Linked DNA regions of Homo sapiens: region 2 is linked to region 1. A link is a contact called in ENCODE Hi-C data. All regions are on one chromosome and are shown on one strand. The core of a region is the stretch at or near the end of the contact, and the rest is flanking DNA. Distances in the headings are between cores, read along the strand shown. Region 1 holds the start of ZNF616 (zinc finger protein 616). Region 2 holds the start of ZNF888 (zinc finger protein 888).

Region 1 (4,294 bases), core at 1,197-3,696:
GAGGACATTATGCTGGGCGATATAAGACTGACACACAAAGACAACTACTGTATGTTCTCACAAGTAGAATCTAAAAAAGTCCAATTCATAGTAATAAGGCGGAACAGTTGTTACCACAGGATGCTGGGTGGGGAAAGTGGAGAAATGTTGGTCAAAGGGTACAAATTCTCAGTTATAAAATGAAGAAGTTCTGAGGAATCTAATGTACTTCGTGGTGAGTTTACCGCACTGGACGCTTTAACAGTTTGGAAAGTTTTTGAAAAATCTAATAAATTATGGGGTAAAAGTTAAAAAAAGGCAATATTGAGAAATTAATGACATCAGCTGATTACAGGATGACATCAAATCTTATTTCAGAAGTTAGTAATTATAGAAGAAACTGAATAAACTAAAATTTAAATCAAGCTTCCAAAATAACAATGAATTAACTGTAAAGCAACTACAAGGAAAAAAGTAAATCCATTAACAAAACAAAAAACCAACACTCTCAACTCTCCTTCAAAGACATACATTGTAGGCCTGTAGAGGTGGTTCACACATGTAATCCCAGCACCTTCAGGGGCTGAGGAGGATGGAGTGCAGCTGAGAGGCTGCAGTGAGCCGATATAATTTTACCGCACTCCAGCCTGGGCGACAGAGACCCTGTCTCAAAAAGAGAAAAAACAAACAAAAAACCAAAGATACATCTTGTAGTGACAGTCAGTCATTTCTTGCCTATTTCTCTCCTCCTCCATCCTCTACTCCCTCCCTGGAAAGAAGAGTTACAAAATGACTGAATCAAGTCACTGCCCTGTGGCTAAATAGGGATTCCAAATATCTTTTGATATAAACAAATACAAAATGCACAAGCCTTGTAGAAAAGAGTGGTAATTTTCATCCTCATGAGTACAATTTAAAGAAACAAATTTTAAATTAGAGTATAAAGTCACAAATCAATACATTAAAACCACCATCCATATCCAATCAACTCACAGCTCATCTGGGTGGGGTCCTCGCCCACTCTCTTCACTACTATGTGTTTCCCGCTCTCATTCTGCACGTCTTTTTTCCCTTTGCTGTTTTTCTCCCCTTTCTTTATTCCCTCTTTTATGTCTATTCTGCCCAATGCTTCGAAATTTATTTCACCTCTTGTTGCTCTTTCTCCCCAAACTTTCCCATTGTCCCCAGCCGCCACGTATTCCTGCCTCTTTTCCCCCATCTGAGCTCCCTGTCTGCTCTCCCTGTTAAAATCCCTCTTCCCTGTTAAATTCCCTTTTCCCTGTTACATCTCCTTTGTTCCCACTCTCTAGCACCCCCAACTTCCTAGGCTTCCTCCTTGCTGTGGTTCTCCCTCTACTCTCCTTTGTTACCCACTCCCCTCTCCTTCAGTCCCAGCACCACGTGGCTCTGTCAGCCGCGGCTCCGACTCTTACCTTTTCCGCCCCCCGCGTCTGACTGCAGTGCCTCCTCCTTTGCCGCCCCTCTCTATTTTGCTGCCCTTCAGCTCCCTGAAGCTCTCCCTTTTCCCTAATTTCTTTATGTGCTTTTCTCCCCGTGCTACTTTCTCCATGCGTCCTCTTGCACTCTTGCTCTCTTTGCCAGTACCTAAATTATCATCCATTTTGCCGTGTACTCATTCTTTTCTCCCCAGTTTTTCTTTCTGTCCCGTCGCTCCCCCTCTTTTCCTCTCCTGATCCCTCTCACCCACACATTCAGGAGGAAAGGGGAGGAATACGATGCCCACCTCCCGGAAGAGCACATTTTCCAGTGGAGTAAAAATTTGGGAAGGAACGACAGTGGGTGTCACAAGACAGACTCGGGTGACCTCCTGCAACGCGGAGTCAGGAAAAGCAGTGGCTGTGAAGGGGCAGCCTGGGGAGGGGAAGGACCCGGCGTGAGGAGGACACTAGGTGGCGCGCGGAGGACACTAGGTGGCGCGGGGGACGGTGTCTCAGGACAGGGAGGGTCTGCAGAATCCCAGGACCTGGGAGAAGAAGCGGCTCCTTCAGGAGCTGGGCAGCGGGCGCTCCCCTCCAGGCGTCGACAAGGGCGAAGCTCGGGGGTCTCGACTGGTGGGAATCCACCTCGCGAGGGAGGACTTGACTTCGCCCGGGGCCGAAGCAGGGGTCAATGAGAGTTTTAAGCAGGAACACGACCTGAATGGGGTTATCGACATGGTTATCTACATGGCAGAAAGGCAGGGGGCAAGGAACAGCCTGAGAGAGATTTTAAACCGACAGGGAAGCAATTCTCGGACTTACGTGGGGAGAAGTGCCTGTTGCAGGGGCGAAGGGGCTATGGGTATTTTAAGGTCCGTAGCGATCCCCAGATCACTGGTACGGAGAAGTGAGGACTGCAAAGTGCACGTTTAATCCAGGCAGACGGAGCGAAGTAATGTTTAATCCACGTAGACTGAAACACACACACAGCGATAAGGCCTTTCCCTGGCGCAATCTGCTTCCGGGAGTGACGGAAACTGCTAGCGGAGAGAAAAAACTGGGAGGCCAGGGGGCGGGGCCTGGGCGAGCCGCGACCAGCAAGGGGCGGGTCGGAAAGAGGGGCCTGACTCGGGGAGGGACCCTGAGAGGGTGGAGCCGGGCCGGAGCGGCAGTGGGCGTGGCTAGGTGGGGCGGGACGGAGCCGCGGCGGAGGATGGGGCGGGGTTTCATGGGGTAAGCGGGGCCGAAATAGAGCCTGTTATTTACTCTGGTTCACAGGCAGCATGTCTTTGGTTTTCTGACTACTTCTTGTCCTGTGAAGCAGCGTTGCTGCCTGCCTATTTTAAGTTAATGTTTCAAAATTTAAGGTTAAAGCTTAAAGTTGTGGTCCACTTATATTAGAAACTAAGATGATTTCTTAACAAGTTGAACTAAGTCAAAACCGATTTTTACAAGCTTGGTGGACTCCATCCACTCTTGCCGATGATGCTGAAGCTACTCAATAGTCAGGGAACTAGGATCTCGCTGGGGATTTGATGTGGAGCCGTGGCTGGATCCAGGAACCCGGAAGACATTATGCCAAGCGAAATATGCTAGACACAGAAAGACAAATACTGCCTGTGCTTTTACACGTGCAAAGTACAAACGTCAAATTTACAGTAACAGATTAGAAGGGTGGTTACCAGGGCTGGGGGATGTATCCTATGCCTTTATCACCATTATATTTTGGAAGCAGATAACTTCTCTGGCCTCACAGATTCACAGCTGGGCAGAAATTTTGCCTCAGGATGAATCACACCTTGATTCTCACCCATGTGTGGTTCAGATAATATTTAGGGGGTATTCTGCCCTAAGAGCTGATACAGGAATGGATTAAGACTTTTGAGAGTTGATACTGAAATGGATTAAGTCTTTTGAGATGGGCCAGCAGTTTTGGAGGCCCAGGTGGGCAGGTCACTTGAGCTCAAGAGTTCAAAACCAGCCTGGACAGCATCGTGAGACCCCCATCTCTACAAGAAATACAAAAAGTAGCCAGGCTTGGTAATGCACTCTTGTAGTCCCAGCTACTTGGGAAGCTGAGGTGTCAGAATTGCTTGAGGCCAGGGATTTGAGATCATCCTGGGCAACATAGCCAGACCTCTCTACAAAAAATTAAATTATCTGGACATGGTGGCCTGCACGTGTGGGCCCAGCAACTCGGAAGGGTAAGGAAGGAGGATCATTTGAGCCCAGGAGGTGAAGGCTGCAGTGAGCCATGAGAAGAGGAGATTTGGTTGGGTGCAGTGGCTAACGCCTATAATCCCCACACTTTGGGAGGCCAAGGTAGCAGGGAGCTAACTTGCATTCTTCTGTTAGCTGAGGCGTTTGATGATAAATGAAAGCAGAAAGTTTGTGACTTATTTACGTTCTTTCCACAGAAAGGCCATATGTCCTTGGCCATAAAGAAAAAGAGACCTACAGCTTATCTGCTTCCTCTATTTTTTTTTATATGTTCTGGACCATGAAGAAAGATTTATAGCTTATTTGCTTTATCTCTTTGCTTTCTCCTGGTCCTTTCAGGCTGACTCCTTTTCCCCAATTAGGGCTCCACAGACTCTACCCTCAAAGGGCATTTTTTTCTCACCCTCCTATAAAATCCCTCCCACAAATAAACCAGGATCCTATTTCCCAGCATGAAAAGTTTGTTGGAAAAAAAACTGAGGCTGCATGGGACCTTCTTTCTCTTCTTCAAAACTACTTCACCTCTTCTCTCTTTTGTCTCTCTCTTCCTAACTGCCCTGCACAATTCTAGGTCCCCAGTGAATCCTTGGGTTGACATGCAAGGGAAGAACCCATAGGGAAAGGAAATCTCTGGCTTTCAGAGATAACTTTTTGGA
Region 2 (4,178 bases), core at 186-2,685, 780 kb after region 1:
TAAGACAGAAGTAACTTTTTTCATTCAAGAATACATAGGTGGCCAGGTGTGATGGCTCACACCTGTATTCCCAGCACTTTGGGAGGTCGAGGCAGGTGGATCACCTGAAGTCAGGAGTTTGAGACCAGCCTGGCCAACATGGTGAAATCCTGTCTCTACTAAAAATACAAAAATTAGCTGGACTCCATCCACAGCTTATTTAACCTCTTGTTGCTCCTTTTCCCCAATCTTTAGATTGTTCTCAATGTCCATAGATTTCCACCTCTTCTCCCATCTCTCCTGAGCTCTCCCTGTTAAATTCTCTCTTCCCCGTTATACCCCCCTGGCCCCACTCTCTGGCACCCCAGATTTCCCAGGTGTCCTCCCTGCTGTGGTTCTCCCTCTGTTCTCCTTGCCACCAGCACCACTCTGCTCTGTCTGCCCTGGCTCCAAATCCCTCCTCCTCTCCCTCATTCTCATGAGCCTTTCTGTTTGCTGCCCCTCTCCCTACCTTGCTGTCTGTCCTTCATCTCTCTGTACATCCAGCTTTTCTCTACATTTCTCCAGTTGCTTTTCTCCTCCTGCTTTGTTATCTTTTGTTTTTTCACTTTTGCTGTCTCTTGGCAAATCCCTGACCATCCCCTACTTTGCCATCTGTTATGGGTCTTTCTCCTTCTTCTTTTATCTGTCTCAGGTTTTCTACTGCTCTCTGATTCCCTCTCTCTGTCTCCTGATCCCTTTGGCCCACACAATCACAGGAGGGTTTGGAGTAAGACGCCTGCATCCCAGAGAAGCGCATTTTCCAGGGGCTGGAGCTGGGCAGGCAAGAACACCCCGTGTCACAGGACAGGCCCCGGGTACCTCCCCAACGCGGGCTCAGGGAAAGCGGTGACTGCGGAGGGGAGACTTGGGGAGCAACAGGGCCCGGCATGAGGAGGGAGGTGGGGGGGAGATGACGCCTTCGGACAAGGGTGGGGTCCGCAGGATCCCACCACCGGGCAGAGAACGCGGCCTCCCTGGGACTGTGGTGTCAGCGCTGGGCTCCAGGGGCCGACGAGGGTGAGGCTGGGAAGCGCCAGAGCAGGGATCCACCTCTCGGGTGAGGACTTTAAAAAGCGCGGGGTGGGAGGAGTCAACAAACGGTTGTGAACGGGAAAACTACGCGATACAAACTGTATACATTGCCCTATAGCAAAAAGACCGAGGACAGGGCAGCCTCAGGGCGACTTTAAACCCAAAAGGAAGTGACTTCCGGACTCCTAGGGGAATGTCTCCATTTGCTCTTGTTGAAGGAAGAAGGGCGAGAATTTCCAGGTCTGTGGAGACCCCACATCCCAGGTACAGAATTGCCGGGGACCTGGAGGCACAGCCTCAATACAACACAGAGCAAAACTCACCGCCGCAGTGTGACTTCCAGTCCACGCGATCCGCTTCCTGGTCCGGGCGAATCTACAAGCACAGGACAGAAGCCAGGCCTCCGTGGAGCCAACGAGGTGGGCGGGGCCTGGGCGAGGTAGGGGCGGGGCCTGGGCGAGGTAGGGGCGGGGCGCCAGGCGGAGAGACCTGCCCTGTAGAACCGGCAGACGCGGGGCGGGGGCGGATCTGTGCTTCTCTCAGCCGCGTACCTAGCCGCTGTTTTTCGGGTTTTGGTGAGGGAAGAGACAGACCCTCTCATATTGTTTTATATTGTTTTATACTCAGTACCTGTTTTAAGAAAAAAAACAACAAGGAAGTAAAACCGAAGACAGGCAGCCCTGCGCCACGCCCAAAACCAGGCCTGGGCCTGCCTGGCCTAAACCCAATAGTTAAAAATCAACTCATAACTTAGAAACCAATGTTTTTCATAGATTCCAGACATTGTATAGAAGAACATTATGAAACTCCCTGCCCTGTTCTGTTTCTCTCTACCAGTGCACGAAACCCCTGTGTATATATCTGGGACTGTAGTCCCTGTTACGTATCCCCTAGATTGCTCAATCACGACCCTTTTATGTGAAATCTTTAGTGTTGTGAGCCCTTAAAAGGGACAGAAATTGTGCACCCGGGGAGCTCGGATTTTAAGGCAGCTTGCCGATGCTCCCAGCTGAATAAAGCCCTTCCTTCTACAACTCGGTGTCTGAGAGGTTTTGTCTGTGGCTCGTCCTGCTACACCGGAGGCAAGAGTGGCCAGGAAGGCTGAGGCATGATTCAAAAGCCCTGGAATTGTCTGGAACAGGGATGCAAACTAGAACGTGAAATGCAAAGCCCTGCCTAGGCAGAAAGTACGATCTCATGCTGATGGTACACAGAACAGAATAGAAATCTCTCCCTTTCTATTCTCCATTTGCTTCGGAGGGAGAGTCCACCCTGTGCTCAGCTTCAGAGACTTCCCTAGGGCCACCGCCTGGGATGCCGGAGGGAGTGTTCAGGCCAGGGAGGAGTGAGGTCACCACCTGCTACTTAAACACAGCAGAAATGTGGAAGTGGGGGCGGGAGCCTGAGGTCCAGCTACTCAGGAAGCAGTGGCGGGAGGATCATTGAGCCCGGAGGTCCAAGCCAGCCTGAGTGACAAAGTAACACCCCCTGCCGCAGGGATCCCTTCCTCATCTCTTTTTTTTTTAATTTTTAAAATAAAATTTTCATTGTGTGAGATAGGGATCCAACTTTATTCTTTTCCATGTGGATATCCAGTTAGTTGTCCCAGCACAATTGTGGATGACATCTATTAGTTTCTTTTTTTTATTTACTTTTTTTTCTTTTTCTTTTTTTTTTTTGAGACAGAGTATTTCTCTGTCACCCAGGCTGGAGTGCATTGGCAAGATCTCGGCTCACTGCAGCCTCTGCCTTCTGGGTTGAAGCAATTCTTCTGACTCAGCCTGCATAGTAGCTGGTATTACAGGCACGTGCCATCATGCCCGGCTAATTTTTGTTCTTTTGGTAGAGACAGGGTTTCACCATGTTGGCCAGGCTGGTCTCAAACTCCTGACTTCAAGTGATCCGCCTGCCTCGGCCTTCCGAAGTGCTGGGATTACAGGCGTGAGTCACCGTGCCGGGCCCAAGAAATACTCTTTACTTCACTTTTTAAATGTTGAGAAAATACAATTGAAAACTAAAAAATCTTCCCCAGATGAAAAATCATCTTCACTATGATAACAGAGAAGGAAATAACAACCATTTTATTAATAAAGAGCCTTAGACCTGAATGTAATGGGAAATAGAGGCAAACAGTTGAGAGGTTGAAAACAGAGAGAGAAACTTCACTGTTCTATACAACCCATTAAGTACATGTTTTCTTTTGTCTTTTTTCTTTCTTTTTTTTGGAGACAAGAGTCTCACTCTGTTGCCCAGGCTAGAGTGCAGTGGCAAGATCTCAGCTTACTGCAGCCTCCACCTCCTGGGTTCAAGCAATTCTCCTGTCTCATCCTCCTGAATAGCTGGAACTACAGGCGTCTGCTACCATGCTGGGCTAATTTTTGTATTTTTAGTAGAGACGGAGTTTGACCTTTTTGGTCAGGCTGGTCTCAAACTCCTGACCTCAGGTGATCCACCTACCTCAGCCTCCCAAAGTGCTGGGATTACAGGCGTGAGCCACCGCGCCCAGCCTAAGTACATGTTTTCAAGATAAACACTAATCAGTCCTCAGGGAAGAGGACTTGACAATACCCTTGGTCACACATAGTTCATCCTGGCTCTACTTGGTAATGGAGGTGACCATTTGTGTCAGCTAATTAGCTTCATCCTGAGGAAGGGGGGAAAACGCTAACCCATGTCTTTTTGACAAGTGTGAGTTTTACAACATGGCGACAGGTGCCATCTCTAGTGAGGCTCCTACAATCCGACAGAAACCGACATCAGCAGTAAATAATAAAATTTAGAATACATGATTAAGTATAGAGTTTATGTGAACACAAAACTTGAGGATAGCCACCTGGAAACATCAACTCCAAATGAAGGGGGTCTGTGTTCCCAAGTAGAGATGTTAAGGTTTCACACACAGGGAAAGACAGAGAAGCTTTACCAGAATCAACACATTTTCCATTCAAGACCAGTGGATAAGTTGCAGCAACTTGACTGGTGATGGATTGATACAGTTCAAGAAAGGTTACTTTATCACTACATAAGAAGGGACAATCGGCCAGGTGCGGTGGCTCACGCCTGTAATCCCAGCACTTTGGGAGGTGAGGCGGGCAGATCACAAGGTCAGGAGATCGAGACCATCC

Evidence for each region. Hi-C counts contacts between places; a loop is a spot of excess contacts on that map. Pooled maps may share reads with other maps.
Region 2: a map of CD8-positive, alpha-beta T cell shows a loop between it and region 1 (4-fold over the local background). The contact joins the promoter of ZNF888 here to the promoter of ZNF616 in region 1. A Hi-C loop is called at or near these places in 1 of 168 maps with a recorded cell type or tissue (CD8-positive, alpha-beta T cell) and 8 of 50 pooled maps.

What each region holds. Positions count from the first base shown.
Region 1 is chr19:52,137,492-52,141,785 of GRCh38, forward strand. ZNF616 (zinc finger protein 616) reads right to left here and starts at 2,447. Exons shown (of 4, transcript NM_178523.5): 1 at 2,241-2,447. RefSeq lists an enhancer at 2,043-2,282 and silencers at 2,403-2,682, 2,693-2,742.
Region 2 is chr19:52,921,993-52,926,170 of GRCh38, forward strand. ZNF888 (zinc finger protein 888) reads right to left here and starts at 1,436. Exons shown (of 5, transcript NM_001393938.1): 1 at 1,377-1,436. It overlaps ZNF888-AS1 (ZNF888 antisense RNA 1), which reads left to right and starts at 1,357. Exons shown (of 2, transcript NR_186336.1): 1 at 1,357-1,472; 2 at 1,681-2,087. RefSeq lists enhancers at 364-1,097, 1,098-1,829, 1,319-1,368, 1,649-1,818 and a silencer at 1,509-1,558.